Linked DNA regions of Homo sapiens: region 2 is linked to region 1. A link is a loop called in an ENCODE intact Hi-C map of the cell type or tissue named here. Cell type or tissue: heart left ventricle. All regions are shown on one strand. Links, peaks and the distances in the headings refer to the core of each region. The heading gives the core; the rest is flanking DNA.

Region 1 (8,260 bases), core at 261-8,260:
CCTGGGTGACAACTCTGTCTTGAAATATATATATATATCTATATATATATCTATCTATATATATAGATATAGATATATATAGTATGCTATATATTAATTATATAGTTATATATTATATAATTATATTAGTTATATAATATTATATAATTATATTAGTTATATAATATTATATAATTATATTAGTTATATAATATATCATATATATGATATATAAATATATATAATATAAAAATAATATATATTATATAATATATATAATATATAATATATTGAGTAACAAAATTACTCATAGTGAGAGAAAGGCAAATCAAAGCTATGTCAAAATGCAATTTTTTTTTAACTGTCAGACTAGCAAAATTTCAAAAGCTCTTCCATGTACTGTTAATGGAGCTATGGAGAAGAAAGCTGTCTTATACTATGTTAGTGGAATTCAAAGTTGGAAAGCTCCCGGACAGGGAAATTTGGTAATACTTAAGAGGACTAGCTGTGTGGCTACCCTCTGACACAGCAATCCCACCTCCAGGAACTTACTCCACCTCCGATACCTCCAATATGAAAAAAGCATATGTATGAGTTTAATCTTTGTAAAGCTTTTTAAAAACAATTGCAAAATAGTGGAAACCACCTAAATGTCCAAGCATAAAAGCTGAGTATGCTCTATCCACCCAATGGAGTAATCTGTATTATGCATCTGAAACAATGATGAGGTGGTCTCTGAATGGATGCAGAGTGATTTCTAGTATTGTTAAGAGAGAAAAGTAAGATGCAAGGTTCGATAACATACACTTGCTTTGTAAGAAAGAAGGAGAAACATTGCAAAAGGGAACATAGGAAGGATAAACTAGAAGCTGATGAGATTGGCCGCTGAGGGTGAGGTGTGATGACGGGAAGGATGGCGCTTTTTTCCTGATACACATTTCTGTACAGCATTGGCATTTATGCCACATTAATGTTTTGCATACTCAAAATATAATGCTAGTTCCACAAGGATGGAGAGATAAGGGAGTGTGTATAATGCAGGCACTAGAGCTCTGGGGGAATTCAAGAGAAGGAGAAGAGTCACAACTCTAATTATTAGAATTTAGGGTGCTGCTATTCTTCATTCTAGGGAAACTGTCCCTTGCCTAACATGATTAAATGCCAGGAGCCCTTCCCCACCCAATGACCCCCTTCACATTTCCAAATGTCCCTCAGGGGCATTACTGTCCCCACATGCTACCACTGATTTAGACTGTCATTTCCCGTCCATGGGCGGGGAGCGCCAAGCCCACACACGTCTTAATAGCAGTCACACTTCATGATGCTTTATGGTGACTGCAAATGCTGAACAGTGGCAGGAATGTTATGCGTGATTTCTCAGAAGAAGCCTGACCTTTCCCACTCCTCCTGCCTCCACCAGGGCTGGGCTCAGACCCTCACCTCTCCCTTGAGGGCTTCAAGGAAGGAGGCATTCAGCTGAGGCTCAGATCCAGTGGCTGGTACCCCAAGCCTAAGGTTCAGTGGAGAGACCACCAGGGACAGTGCCTGCCTCCAGAGTTTGAAGCCATCGTCTGGGATGCCCAGGACCTGTTCAGTCTGGAAACATCTGTGGTTGTCCGAGCGGGAGCCCTCAGCAATGTGTCCGTCTCCATCCAGAATCTCCTCTTGAGCCAGAAGAAAGAGTTGGTGGTCCAGATAGCAGGTCAGTGGCTGTTAGCTCACACCCATCTTCCTAGTCCTCATGTGTACATACACATTGGCCCAAAGGCAGTCTATAAAGACACAATGGTACTGCGCCTGTCTGCATATAGGGTGTGTTGGCCTTGACACCTGAAAAGTCAGCACCTTGGATATTAGGAACACACTAAGAACGCTACTGAGAACCCAAACAGTCAGTGAGAGAGGCCCCAGAGAGCCCGCCTTTCTGTGCCTAAGGCCATACACTAAAACCCATCAACTCTGCTCATCAGAGGCATCATGGGAGCCAATAGATTCGTAATGCTGTCTCTCAAACAGTATGTATTGAGTTTCCACAACGTGACCCCAGTCCCTACCCTCAGGTCCCCATGCCAGTGGGGGATACAGACAATAAGCAAAAGAAGTGCATCCTGTCACATCACGTTAGAAGGTGGTAGGTGCAGCCGGGTGCAGTGGCTCACGCCTGTAATCCCAGCACTTTGGGAGGCCAAGGCGGGTGGATCATGAGGTCAGGAGTTCAAGACCAGCCTGGCCAAGATGGTGAATCCCCATCTCTACTAAAATTACAAAAATTAGCCCGGCATAGTGGCAGGCGCCTGTAATCCCAGCTACTCGGGAGGCTGAGGCAGGAGAATCGCTTGAACCGGGGGGCAGAGGTTGCAGTGAGCCGAGATCTGCACTCCAGCCTGGGCAACAGAGCGAGAATCCGTCTCAAAAAAAAAACAAAAAAAAAAAAAACAAGAAGAAGGTGGTAGGTGCCGTAGAGAAAAATGAAGCAGGCTGAAAGCAGTGAGGCATGTCCACAGATTACAAAAGGCACGTCCAGGAAGTGGGCGTGTAGGCAGTGAGCTGAAGGCAAGGTCATTATTAAAGTCTTATTATGAGGCAGCCACTGAAGGGTTTCAAGTTCATGGTTCTAATTGTTTTACATTTTAAGGACAAACCCAACATACGGGCCACTTTTCACACGAGTCCAAATCAAAAGCTATTTTATTATAACAGAAAAAAACTCCCCCTTTGATATAGTCAGTCAGATACAAGCCAATGCACACATGTTCTCAAGATAAATGATAACTTGTCTGCAAGTAGGAGGACCTGGCAACACCGCTTACCACAGCAGTTCTAAATTCCGTGGGAATTGGGATGGCCATCTGTGTGAGCCAACTGTCTTTAACCAAAGGAAAAATCAAGCATGTGATACGTCTAGGGCATACAACTTGGAGCCACGCAGCTAAGCTAAACTCCCATGAGACAGGGATCTCCACGGCAGTGCTCTCTCTTTTATGTTTACATTTCAAACAAGTGGCCCTTAAGGAAAACATTATTGGGTTGTAAAGAAAGAACTGATATATTTTCTAAGGAAAATGAACTAAGAGAGGGGAAGAGGAAAGAGTCTCTCTTTTTGCACCAGGAAAAACCCAATATTTTCTTTTTAGCTTTTAATATAAATCTTAATTTATATTATTGATATTTATTATGAAACAAGTTTATATAAAAATTTTTAGATGGGTAAATGTTTGCATGCGCGGACCCCTCTACAGAGGGCGTGACTCACATGGATACCTTTGGGAAGGCATTCTGGTGGCGGGAAGGGCAAAGCCAGGGGCCTGAGAGGGAAACTGCCGGCTGCTGGCAGAACAGCGAGGAGGCCAGAGGGTCGAGGGGGAGGGTCACAGGTCAGAGAGACAGTCCGCCCTGAGCCCTTGCCCTTGACCCCAGGCCATTGCTTCAGACACCATCTGTTGTGAGGACCAATCCATTGTGACCCAGTGTTTTTGTACCATACAATAAAAATGCACTGCTAGAAAAACAAAATTAAAAACCACAGTCCACTGATGTCACTTATAAGCCAGACACACAGAACAAATGCCGTCTGATTCCACGGATGTGGGATTACCTAGAGGAGTCAAGTCCACAGGGATGGAGAGTATACGGAGGGCGCCAGGGGCTTGGGCGTGGGAAGAGGAATTACTGTTTAATAAGTACAGAGTTTCAGTTTTGAAAGATGAAGAAACTTCTGGAGATGGGCGGGGGTGATGGTTGCACACGACATGGTGAATGCACTTAATGCCCCTGAACTGTACACTTAAAAATGGTTAAGATGGGAAAGGTTGTTACGTATATTTTACTACAATAAAAAGAACATTTTTTAAAGATCTGAGATAAAAGCACCATTTTCTAATAACTAGATGACACAGACAGAAAGTTACTCTATTCAACCGCCACAGGGTTTGCGAAGGGCCGGTGGGTTCTGCGCGTCCCTGCGCCGCTGGTGCTGTCGGCGCTGCCCCCGGCCACGTCCTGCCTGCGGGCGGGTCCTCCCTGGGGAGCCGGGAGGGACGTGGGAGCTGCGAGGCCGCGCGCACGTGGTTCGGTTCTCACTTCTTCCAAAAGCGTGGTAAGAACCGAGGGAGAAGCCGGATGTTTGCAAACAAGCGAGGAGACGACTTGCGGACCAGACGGCGCGGGTGCGAGCAGGAGCTCCCCGGACATCCGCCGCCAGCCAAGCCCCTGGGACCCTCCCGCCTGCGGACGCGGGGCGAGGGCGGGAAGACGCGGGGCGAGGGCGGCGCTGCGGCCGCAGAAGCCTCGAGCCGGGCTGGGGCGCGGTTCCCTCCCGCACGCCCCGCGGCGCGCCCCCGCCCCCTCCGCCGCGCGCGCCCCCGCCCCCTCCGCCGCGCGCGCTCCCGCTCCACGCCCGTTTCCCAGGCGGCTGCGGTGGCGCCCGGAGAAGGTCCCGCGGGAGGTTTCCCGGCACGCGGCGGGCAGGCCGGTCTCGCCTCTCGGTGCTCAGCGGCGCCTGGACCGACACGGCCCCCGCGGGTGTTTTCCAGACGTGTTCGTACCCGGAGCCTCTGCGTGGAAGAGCGCGTTCGTCGCGACCCTGCCGCTGCTGTTGGTCCTCGCGGCGCTGGCGCTGGGCGTCCTCCGGAAGCAGCGGAGAAGCCGAGGTACCGGCGCGGGCGGCGGGGCGGGGAGGGGCACCGGCCGGTGCTGAACCCCGGGGCCGCGGAGGCGCCTCCCCCCAGGACGCGGCGCGGGAAGGCGGCCTGGAAGGGGCGGGGGCGCGCACTCAGCCCTCTCCGCTCCCGTTTCCCTTCAGAAAAGCTGAGGAAGCAGGCGGAGAAGAGACAAGGTGAGCGGGGACAGGGCGTTCTGCACGCACCTGCCCAAGTGCCAAAACCCGCCGTCATCTAAAGGCTGTGGGTCCCGTTACGAGGGTTTATTCCAGCGCGAGGTGTCAGGGCGGCCACCGGGGAACGGGGATCGGTGACCCCGGTGGGGAAGGGGGAAGATCGTTCATATGGACAAAAGCGGAGGTGCGGAACGGCTGCATTTTCCACGGAGGCTAGTGCACAGATGTCAGGGTTGACCGGCTGCTGTCGTTACGCCCTCGGAGCTTCACATCACACTGTACAGAGGGAGCGGTGACCAGGGTCTCTGCTGCCAGCGCCACCTCGTCCAGGTTTTCATAGCGCACAGGGAGTCGGGCGGATGCGCAACATCTCCGCACAGGGTCAGGAAGCGGCGGTCAGGCACCGAGAAAACAGCCCAGTTACGTGAGGCAGTGTCCGGGGCTTAACGTTTCCGCCGAGCTAATAGATTTGGGAGGCTCCGACCCTGATTTTCACACTAGCAGGAGGGAGGGCGCTGGGTCACCCTCCTATGCAGAAGGGCAGCCAAGGGTGCGCACTTCCCCATCCCCTGCCTGGAGCCTCACTTCCAGCCCAGCCTGGGCCCGCAGACCACCGCGGGTGGGAGTGCCGCATCGGAGGTGAGGCCTCAGTGTTCACCCATCTGTTCTGTCTGCCTCATTCCCCAACCTGAGAGTCTTTCCCCTTTTCTTCATCTTTTTTTTTTTTTTTTCTCTAGAGAAACTCACTGCAGAGCTGGGTAAGTTCTGGGTGCGGGGCCACAGTGCTGCCTGTCAGCCGGACCCTGTGCCTGTGCAGTGGGAGGAGGGGCTCCCTTTGGACAGCGGCTGGCAACTATCTAATTCTAAACCATCCCTGTGAGCCTCCACCTCTTCCCTTGCTAAGGGGCTGAAAGGATGGCTGCCTGCCACCGTGCAGCTGCCCGAGACCCTCTGCACAGACCCTGCCAGCTCCTCCCCTGCAAATTAGACAATTCAGTTAAAATTCATCATAAAACGTTTACTGTCTCCGGTTCATCTTCTTAAAATATCCTTTTCTTTTTAATGCAAATGGCACTAGGAAGGGTGGCACCTTTAATTTGCACCAAAATGGAAATAATTTCTCAGATCCACTTTTCTCCCCAGAGGGACTCAGAGACGTGAAACCATGGGATGTGTCTCTGTAGAGAGGAAGAGAGAGTGAACCCAAGGGAGGGGGAATGGAGGAAAAGGCCATCATGGTGTTGGGGTTGGGGGGGCAATTCAGATGAAACTGTAAGGTTGGGAAAGCTTGTCTGGCAGTCTACCTCGCCCTTCAAGGGGAATGAGAAAAACATAGCCCTAATAAGTCATTAAGGCTATAGTCTGAATTGTAAGTCATAACACTATAGCATGAATGCCTCTCCCAGGAGCATTTACTTTTGAAAGAGCTTGACATTGGGTGGACAGATCAAAGGAATGCATTTTTAGTAGCAAAATGTTGGAGTCCTTGGTAATTATTTGGGGAAATAATTGGGTGTGATGTCCTTCCAGTCCTTCAGATAACGCACCCGGTGAGTGACCGTGAGGCTCACGTAGGCGGCCCTCAGTGCCTGCACTTAGGCGGGAGCTCCGCCCCAGGAAGCTTGTGATTTCAGGCAGAAGGAACAACCCCAACCCTGGGAAGAGGCCTGTCAGTACTAAGATCTGGTATCCCTTCTAGGCTGTGTGCAGATTTCCACCTTTGAGCTAAGATAGGATGAGGCATAAGAGTCCTGCAGATGGGCCTCTTTTTGAGGGCAATGAAGGGGCAAAGAGGAAGCTGTAAAAAAAAAAAAATGAAGCTGTGATTAGCAGTGGCTTAAGACTAAGGAAGCTCTTCCCAGTGGCCTGTCTTGGGAAGATGGTTCCACCCACCTGCAGGCTGAAGTTTTCTTTGTGTGTTCTGCTTGCAGAAAAGCTTCAGACAGAGCTTGGTAAGTGACCCCTCTTAGAACTATTTCTCCTCAGGGCCGGGTCCAGTGGCTCACACCTGTAATCCCAGTACTTTGGGAGGCCGAGGCGGGTGGATCACGAGGTCAGGAGATCGAGACCAGCCTGGCTAACACAGTGAAACCCCGTCTCTTCTAAAAATACAAAAAATTAGCCCGGCGTGGCGGCATGTGCCTGTAGTCCCAGCTACATGGGAGGCTGAGGCAGGAGAAGGGCGTGAACCCGGGAAGCGGAGCTTGCAGTGAGCCGAGATGGCGCCACTGCACTCCAGCCTGGGCGACAGAGCGAGACTCTGTCTCAAAAAAAAAAAGAACTATTTCTCCTCATTCATCATTTTGCATCTGATTCCCCATATATCTTCTTCTCATCTCCCAACCAGGTATGATGCCCAGGCAGGACCCCTGCTGGCTATGTGGGTGGTGGGGGGTGCGGGACAGGGTGGGTGCAAGATGTGATGTGTGAGCAGGGAAGCTTGGGGTCCTGATGTGCTAATTTCCTGTTTTCCCTTGGTTGCTTCAGACTGGAGACGGGCTGAAGGCCAGGCTGGTGAGTGGAACCCATCTCTCTCTGACTCCTCCTCATTTATATCTGAGCACCCCAGTCCAACTCACCTGATTAACCAATCAGGCTTCATTCTGGTTGCATTCCGTGGCCTCACACAGCATGTGTTAATCTATGTCACTGGGTAGAGGTCATACTCTGTCCTGAGGACTAAGTGTACTGCAAACCACTAGTTCCAATCCTGGTTACATATCAGAGTTACCTCGACTCCTGGTGCCCATCCTCCAAGACTCAGACTCATGGTTCTGGCATGAGTGTGTTGCTGTACATGTAAATACTTCTCTGCATACCTCCCTCTATTCACCCATAATGCAGACAGTCTAATGTATATATTTTGTATATATTCTTGCAAAATGTGAATATCGATGTATGCATATGCATCTTAGTTCATGTAAGTGACATTTATGGTTCTGTGATGTTCCTTGCTTTTCCCGTATGCATCATCATGCTTTAATATCCATCGCTGCCACTCGTGTGCATTCAGTCTGTTTTTCCTCCTTACTGCAGAGTGCTTCGTTTTAGCCAGCCACCCTCCTGGAGAAGGTATCCAGGCTGCCTCTAACTCCACAACAACACTGAATGCATAGTCTCAAACGTGTTGCCTTACGGCGCTGTGTGGAGATTTCTCTGGGGTATATAACTAGGAGGGGGACTGCTGGCCCATGGTGGGTATGTCCACTAAGGGGATAGTGGGATCCCAGGAAGGCAGTGTCGTTATCCTGCCACCAGCCATGCAGTGAGATTCCATGTGCCCACATCTCATGTGAACCAGCATTCCAAGTTTGCCAATCAGTGGGGATAAGTGATGGCTCATTGTTCTTTAGGTTTGCAACCTCTGAATGCTGAGAAGATTGAGCATCTCTGTATATGCTAGTTGGCTCTGGGGACTTCCTCTACTGAAAATTGCCAGCTCACATC
Region 2 (8,396 bases), core at 227-8,226, 240 kb before region 1:
TCTAAAGCGCAACATAATAATCGAATCTCCCAAGCTTCTTAGGGTGCTGAGTGTTTTAATCCACCAGCCCTCTTCAACTAGTTAATAAATCCTTTCCAGACCGAGATGCTGGCATCTTCCACTTGCATTCTTTGCTCCTTTAACTAAGCTCCCCCTCTGCTTGCAAAACTGTGCCAGAGATGTAATTCCCAACCTCTGTTAAAGTCCTTCCCGGGGCTACTCCCGAGAACACTCTCCTGGAATGTTTAAGGCCCAAGTCCTGCTTGCAGCAGCCCCACAGTGTTCCCATTTCTCAGCCCGAAAACCCACCCCTGTTGCCCCCTCCCCTCCAAGTTTATTCGTAAACACACACACATCCATTCTCTCTCTCAACACACATCCATCCACACACACTCTCTCTCTCCTTTCCTTCCTGTAGGGGCGTGGCGTCCACATGACCTCCACCCCCTCCAAGAATTTAACTCCTCCCACCCTTCTCCCCGGAACCCCGTGCCCCGTGTTCACAAGAGAAGAGGGTGACACTGCGACCCTTCCTGGACTCTGACCCCCACCCGTCCGCCCTGCGGACGACCCTCGCTCTAACTGCGCCGGGTCGTTACCTGGTTCCCGCCCGCCCCGTCTCGGCTAGGAGCCGCGGCCCGCCGCGGGTCGCAATCCAGGCCCCAGGCCCGATCCCCAGCGCTGGCCCAGGCCCCACCCCCTCGACCCCCAGCGGCCCGGCCCTCCCCTCGCACTCCTTCCCCCCTCCCACCATCCACCGCAGCCACTTCCGCCCGTCCTCCGGAAGTGGGCCCCGGCAACGCAGCGTTCCACATCCCGCCCATTTTTCTACCCAACGTCCCCAGCCCGTCACCACCGCCACCACGGGAGCGAGGGAGGTGGGTCTGCAGGGCCTGAGACTGTTCTACAGCCACTGTTCACAGGGCTGAAGAACAGGTGTGGGCAGAACCAGGTTGTGAGAAGGAAGCCGGGCGCAGAGTAGCGGCCGTACAGGAGGGGGAGGGGCAGAAGAGACTGGCCAGCAGCGGAAGCGCGCGGCAGGTGGAGCCGCGCGGGAAGAAGCACGCATGCGTCGCGGGGGGGTTGGCCCTTGGGGTGCTGGGCGGAGCTTGGGAGGGGCGAGGACGCTGAAGTAGGGGCGGAACCTGTGCGGTGCAGCCCTGCCCTCTCCCTCCGCCCAAAGGTCGCCCAGCGACGGCCTGCTTGACCTGGTTTCTCAAAAAGGGTGACCCCCCCCCTCCGCCCCACGCTGGTCGCGGGTCCTGGCGAGAAGCCTTTCGGAAAGCACCGGGGCCTGTGTGTTCCCGCTTCCTCGGACGCGAGCTCTGTGTAGCCGTGGTGGAGGAAGGTTTTGTTTCGTTCATCGCTGCTGTTTCTCGCTGCCTCTCTTGACGAGGCAGGGCCCTTGCAGGGTGCGCCCGCGCTGCCCTCTGACAGGTGCTGTTGGTACCTGCGGCCGGGCCCGCCGTCGCCGGCGCGTGAACGGCCTGCCCGAGGCTGCCGGGAGGAGGGCTGCCTGGCCGGCGCGGCCCTTCCCGTCGTGCCCCGGGCTCCTCGGAAGCAGCCTCCCGCTCCTTCAGACGTCGGACTCCTGAGTTTCGAACCTGCCCCGCGGTTTCCCCCTCACGCTGAATCCAGGGGAGCCGCTACTCGTTTTTGAAGTTCCTATGCAGCCCTCTCCCGACATGTTCGAGAATCTTGCCGGACTGGGGATGGATTTGCAGCCTCCGTGTTTGCCCCCACGGTTCGAAAACCGGAATCTAGGCCCGGTCTCCTGGCCTGTGTTCTGTCGTGGGATTTCTCCAGAGCACGGACTGACTTAACATTTCCATTACTGGGAATGTAATGGTTGCTGCGTCAGGACTCTGGAGATGATTTTTTTATTTGGAACGATATAATTTTTGGAATTTCCTTAAAGGGAAAAATACATATTGCTTAATTATATTGCTTGGGATATATTATTGCAAGGAAGAAGAAAATAAGACCCTTTCTTCCCCCACCTTCAAACCTTCTCCGCCCACCTGTCTTTCCCATGGGCATTAATGGCGGCTCCATTTACTCAGGCCAGAACCAGAAGAGCCAGCTTCACTCTCTCACCCCCTCTACACAATCTGACTAGAAATCCTGTTGACCCTACCTTCAATCTGTGTCTAGGATGCAACACCTCAACATGTCCACACCCCCCTTCATCCCTCACCTGAACACCTAGGTCTCCCTGCCCTCCCTACCCTCCCAGTCGCTGGGTTTCCGTACAGCAGCCACAGGGATCCTGTCGTTTCTGTGCTCCAAACTGCACAGCGGCTCCTCAGTTTACTTGAAATAAAACGCCAAAGTCCTTACAATGGCTGCAGAGCCGGACAACCCACTGGCCTGCCTAGCTGTCTGACCTGCTCTCCCCTTCCTCTGTTAGCTGCATTGGCCTCTGCACCGGCTGTTGTCTATTTGTAAAACACCCCTTCCAGGCATTTCCAGGACTGAACCCTTCAGCTCTTTCAAATCTTTCCTCCCATGTCACCTCAGTGAGGCCTTTCCTGACCAACCTGTTTAAACCTGCCCCTGACCCAGAGCACTGCTAGTCTCCCTTGGCCTGCTCCACTTTTCCCAGGACGCTCACCACTTCCTGAAATACTCGCCGGGTTTACCATGTATTGTCTGTCTCCCACTACTAGAATTTAAGTTCCCTGAGTGGAGGCACATTTGATTTTTGATTGCTATATCCCGGTGGCTGCAACAGTTGGCTGGCCCATGGTAGCAGCTCAGCACACATTTGTGGAATAAATGAACCAATGAATGAACTTGAAAAGCTACTTTCACCGCAGAGTATTCCCCTTCGGGCTTCTCTCACATGGAAATATATGAACATAGGTATAAGCACAGTATACAGATTTTGCATTATGATTTCTAATCATACCATAGAGACTTTACATATTTCTAAGTATTTTCATAATTATAACCATTTTTACTTAAGTGACCTTCGATTTTTCGTGCTTGTTATAACAAGTCATACAGAGTTGTGTAAATAAAAATTTGTCTCCTGTCCCCCTCTCATCCCACCCTGCTGAAAGGAACCACTTTTAAACTAGTGGATATCTTTCCAAATATTTTTTATACACACGCACACACACACAGGCACACACACACACACATACATAACAGGTACAAATTTCACAGTCCAAAGACAGATATTCCTGAATTGTAACTTTATTTTCTATAATTCGAGTCAATTTGTATTTTAGGTCTTTCCTCCCATAGTAGAAAAATGAAATCTAGTTTATTTAAGGTAAATGTTAGTATGTAATGATGTTTATTTATTAATGAGCAATTACAATTTAATTTCAGTTGCTTCAGAATTTACTAATGCCCTTCTCTCCTTTTCACCATATAATTGCCGGTTTTAAAAAATTATTAAAAAATATGCAATAATTACAGGAAAATATAAATGATAAAATAAAAAAGCAAAAACCACCTGTAAAACCAGCAGCTAGAAATAAGTTTATGAAAAATATACTTCTATGGCATTTTTAATGACCAAGTGGCATACTATTATACAAATGTACCATAATTATCTCCCCTATTTTTGTACATTTGGGTTGTTTTCAACTTTTCACTTTTGCAAAATTACTTGTAGCTAAATCTGTGTGCACGTCATTTTTTTTTTTTTTAGGATAAAGTCTGGGAACTCGTGTCGAAAGGTGTGCTCATTGTTGAAGGCGTTTGTTTGATATGAAAGATACACAGAAAGATGGCACAGCTTTGACACCAACTTTTCTCCACACCCTGCACTGTCACACCATTTTTTGTCATCTTTGTTAATATGATAGAACGATGGTTTTGCATTGTTGTTTTAAGTTTTATTCCACTAATTGCTAGTAATGTTGAACCTGTTTTTATGCATCACTTTTGCAGATTGCCTACAGCATATCTTTTGCCCACTTGGATTCATCTTTGTCTTATTCATTTGCAAGAACTCTTTATAGAATATCAGCCCTTTGTTACCTATGTTACAGCAATTTTCCCAGTTTGTCATTTGCTTTTTAAGTCTGTTTATGTGCTCTTTTGACATTGCAGTAGTCACCGCTAGCTGGGCCAAAAGTCTGGTCTTGCTGTACATACTGCCTTCAGAATAAACACTTAGGAGTAAGCTAGAGATTTTTGTTATCAGTTACTCCACCTAGAGGACCAGCAGGTGGAGTCTCCATGGGCAGAGTCTCGCGGACTGTCATTTGGTGTGGGGTGGCCAAGAGGGACTGAACATCTGGAGAACATGGTTGTCGGGCTCTTTATACCAGTGGACCCCTCTTTCCTATGGAAGCCTCGCATCTCCATCAGAAGCAGCAGTAAAATGGCCTCTGCTGTCTTCTGCCTTTCAAGTCTAACTCAAGGGCACCTGAGTAGGTGAACCTAATTGCAAGGGAGTTAGATATGTAACCTATTCAACTAGAAAGAAGGTAGCCAGAGGGGCTACCTACAGTCCCCACCAAACTTATGTATCAGGGCTTCCCATCCTGGCTGTTGAATTACCTATTCTGGCAGCTGTTCCAGTCAATACAGCTGATAGTAAATTTTAATAACTGGCAGTAAAAGTCTTCCCCAGTAACCCTGATTTTCAATGTTTTGTTGGCCATTTTCACACATTTTTTCAGGTGTATATTTTTTCACACTATTTGTTCAGATGATCATTGTAATTCATTTCAGAAACTAGATATCTCTTGTAATTTCCTGGGCTTCTCCTTACCCTGGCGAGTATTCTTTGTACCGATTTTAGTCTGAAGTCTGGTAGGTACAAAAGTTAGTTTGTGTATTTGCTATTTGTTAGGTGCCCTTCATCCTGGTATTTAAAATTCTGGCCCATAAAGAAACAACCACACTCACTTGTTCCCTCAATCTTATTGTGCCTCTTGGCAGCTTCTGACATTGTCAACCGCTCCCTTCTTCTGACACACTTCTCTTGACTCCCACGCCAGCACGCTCTCTGGGGTTCCCCCTCCTCTGGCTGCTCCTCCTCAGCATCCTAGCAGGCTTCTCCCTTTTCTCTCTTTACCCACCACTTGCTGTACAAATGCGGAGTTCCCTAGGGCTCTTTCCTGGGCCCTTGTGTCTTCTCATTTTACACTTTCTTTCGAGATGATCCCACAGAAGTCACATGGCTTCCAGTATCCACTCCATGTCAAAGATACTTAGTCTGTTTCTATTGCTTATGACAGAATATCTGAAACTGGGGTCGGGTGCAGTGGCTCACGCTTGTAATCTCAGCACTTTGGGAGGCTGAGGCGGGTGGGTCATGAGGTCAGGAGTTGAAGACCAACCTGACCAAGATGGTGAAACCCCATCCCTACTAAAAATATAAAAATTAGCCAGGCGTGGTGGCAGGTGCCTGTAATCCCAGCTACCCCAGAGGCTGAGGCAGGAGAATCGCTTGAACCCGGGGGGGCGGTGGTTGCAGTGAGCTGAGATCGCGCCACTGCACTCCAGCCTAGGCGACAGAGTGAGACTCTGTCTCAAAAAAAAAAAAAAATTAAAAATTAAAAACAAGGAATATCTGAAACTGGGTAATTTATAAGGAAAGGGAATTTATTTCTTACAGCTCTGGAGGCTGAGAAGTCCAAAGTTGAGGGGCTGCATTTGGTGAGAGCCCTCTTGATGGTAGGAACTCTCTGCAGAGTCCTGAGGGGTTCAGGGCATGACATGGCAGGGGGACTGAGCGTGCTAAGGTGCTAGCGCAGGTCTCTCTTCCTCTCTTATAAAGCCGCCAGTTCTCCCATGATGAATCCATTCATTAGTGGGAATAGAGCCTTCATGATCCAATCACCTCTTAAAGGCCCCACCTCTCCATGCTGCCACTCTGGGGATTAAGTTTCAACATAAGTTTTGGAGGGAACACCCAAATATGCATGCTCAAGTCCCTTCTCTGTGCTCCAGGCCCACATGTCCAATTCCCTGCTTGCCCTCCCAACTCAGTCCCCTCACAGATACCTCTGACTCACGTGTCCAAAGTGAAATTTGCAGTGCTCCTCCCAGCTCCTCTCTCAGCAGTCCCGTTCTCAGGAAATGGCAGGCCAGAAGTCTTCCACAACATTCCCACATCCAGTCAGTCAAAAGCCTCCGAAAGCTTGTCTCCCGGTTATTTCGTGGCTCTTTTCCTCCACCCTCTCCTTTGACCTGGCCAATACCCTCCTGAAACTCCTTCCTCTTTTACGTCTCTTTTCATGTGTGATTCATTAGATCCACTAAGTTCCACCCCTAGAAGGAGAGGGTGGACTTTCCTGCAACACTGAAGACAAATTTCCCTCTTCCCCTTTTTCATGTTCCCTGTGACTTTTTAAATTAAAAAAAAAAATTCTTTTTTGTTTTGGCCCTGAGTTGCACTGTAAATACAGGACTGAAGATGACGTGACAAACCCAGACATCGCCATGCCTAAGGCGTAGAGCTGAAGACTTTTTATGTGTCATAAGGAATTCTAGCAAAACCCAGAATATTCAGCAGGAACATGGAATGGAGTTGGGGTGGAAGATACAGAAATTTCAGTTCCATTCAATCATGGGGTAACAGTTACCTAAGTCCCCTAAAAAATCACAGCACTTTCTCGCCTCATTTTACAATGAAGGATGTCTGGTCTTGCCTTATTTATTCCTTGTATGGTTATTTTAATTACGTTTATTTTGGAGCCGGGTGCGGTGGCTCATGCCTGTAATCCCAGCACTTTGGGAGGCCGAGGCAGACGGATCACCTGAGGTCAGAAGTTTGAGACCAGCCTGGCCAATATGGTAAAACCCCATCTCTACTAACAATACAAAAATCAGCCGGGCGTGGTGGCGCATACCTGTAATCCCAGCTAGTAGGGAGGCTGAGGCAGGAGAATCGCTTGAACCTGGGAGGCGGAGGTTGCAGTGAGTCGAGTACGTGCCACTGCACTCCAGCCTGGGTGACACAGCAAGACACCATCTCAAAAATAAATAAAAAAAAAATTTTTGAACATTTCTCCACAATTAGATATGAGCTTCTTAAGGACAAACATTCTGTTTACCTTAAAATAATCATATATTTCTATATTAGTGCAATTCAATGAATATTTATGGGTGGGCTCAGATCCTGGCTCCTCTCATTTCCGTGGACTCCAGGGATCCAGTTTCCTCTTCATAAAGCGAGGATAATGAAATCTGTCCTTCACCCCTGGCAAGGCACTCATGAGGATCAGGTGAAACCATGTGTGTGGGAACCCTTTTAAAACCGCAAAGAGCTGCATAAACATCTGAGGGCTTTAGGTTCGCAGATACAATCGGAAGGCGCCTGGCGCTGCTGGGCATTGAGCTTCCAGGGGGCACTTGGTGGAGAGCCCTGCACTCCCCTCCCTGAGGAAGCAGTTCCCATAGTTCCCGTTTCCCACCTGGCCTCTCCTTTTCAGGGCTCCTAAAGAGTGATCTTCACAGAGAAAGCCAGTCTGTTTAAACGATATTGTAAGTTCTGAATATCACCAGGTCTATTTTTTAAGTCTGAATTTACATTTAAATCAGGAGCATTTGTCCAGGCCAGTAATTTTTCAGCCCAGCTCCTCCAGACGGTGTGTGTCCATTACCAGTGAGAATTTGAAACCTTCCTGACGCCAGGAGGCTGAGGTTTTCCTGCACTGGGCCTCCACTTGTGTGTGGAAGGGGAGGGGCGGCAGGGAGGCAGGAAGAGGGGTATGGAGGGAGAAGGGTGGGAGAGGAAGGTCAAGGAAGCACAGTTATAAATAGAAGCGTCTTTTGCCTTCAAGATATTTCAGGTCACATGGAGAAAGGAAATTCACTCTTAAGAAATAACAAAGAAACAAAAGACTGAAGTCAATTCAGAAGTGCTGACACAAAGACCGGTTTGGAGGCAGTAAAATTAATCAGGATTGCCTCCTGGGAGTAGGTGGGTCACCACAAGGTCTTGAAAGCAACCAGGGGAAAAAGGAACTCCTGGTTTGGGGATCATAAATCTCTCTTCAAGAACAACCAAACTCCAGTATGAGTATTTACGCTCCTTATCATCTAAGCTGGGTCTGAGGTCAGGAGCTTGGATTCTGGTCTTCATTCCAGGGTCCAGCTCATCACAGACCCTGAGCAAATTCTTTACTCATCTCCTTGTGCAGGAACAGTTGAAAAGTACTTTGGGGAAAACCAGTTTTAACTATTACTCCCAAACCTTAATTAGAACTGTATAATTCTTTATCTTTTGTGAAATGAGTTTTAAACTAGAACAACCATTGTAATTATTAGAAACATTTTAAATAATTGTCAGTAATAATCTTCATTCGTCATAAAAAGGGAAACACATCTATTAATCTTTCAAAGCACAGTTCTCTGATCTTTTTCCAGGTGTATGATTCACTCTTTTCTACCTTATTTTGTGACAAAATGTGGTCTGTACGAGG

What was found. Hi-C counts contacts between places; a loop is a spot of excess contacts. Peaks named below come from ENCODE experiments on the same cell type or tissue, not always from the same donor. Only the 100,000 strongest peaks of a DNase experiment are listed, where the experiment ranks them.
Region 2: a loop joins it to region 1, with 2.8 times the contacts of the local background. A loop is called at or near these places in 7 of 110 quality-filtered maps.

Annotation. Positions count from the first base shown.
Region 1 is chr5:181,048,689-181,056,948 of GRCh38, forward strand. It overlaps BTNL9 (butyrophilin like 9), which reads left to right. Exons shown (of 11, transcript NM_152547.5): 4 at 1,400-1,681; 5 at 4,512-4,628; 6 at 4,781-4,813; 7 at 5,551-5,571; 8 at 6,745-6,765; 9 at 7,301-7,327. Among named protein-coding and RNA genes, the nearest start is that of MIR8089, 9.3 kb to the left of the region's middle. RefSeq lists an enhancer at 4,722-5,286. In heart left ventricle, for the core only: no CTCF peak of the experiment used is centred there; DNase peaks (open chromatin) are centred at 4,016 and 4,623; H3K4me3 peaks cover 2,812 bases; H3K27ac peaks cover 4,276 bases; H3K27me3 peaks cover 7,258 bases.
Region 2 is chr5:180,809,441-180,817,836 of GRCh38, forward strand. It overlaps a transcript of MGAT1 not described here. Among named protein-coding and RNA genes, the nearest start is that of MGAT1, 11 kb to the left of the region's middle. RefSeq lists silencers at 692-741, 1,412-1,661 and an enhancer at 4,896-5,155. In heart left ventricle, for the core only: CTCF peaks have their summits at 4,181 (motif pointing right) and 7,608; DNase peaks (open chromatin) are centred at 491, 771, 1,121, 1,531 and 1 weaker place; H3K4me3 peaks cover 7,175 bases; H3K27ac peaks cover 6,707 bases.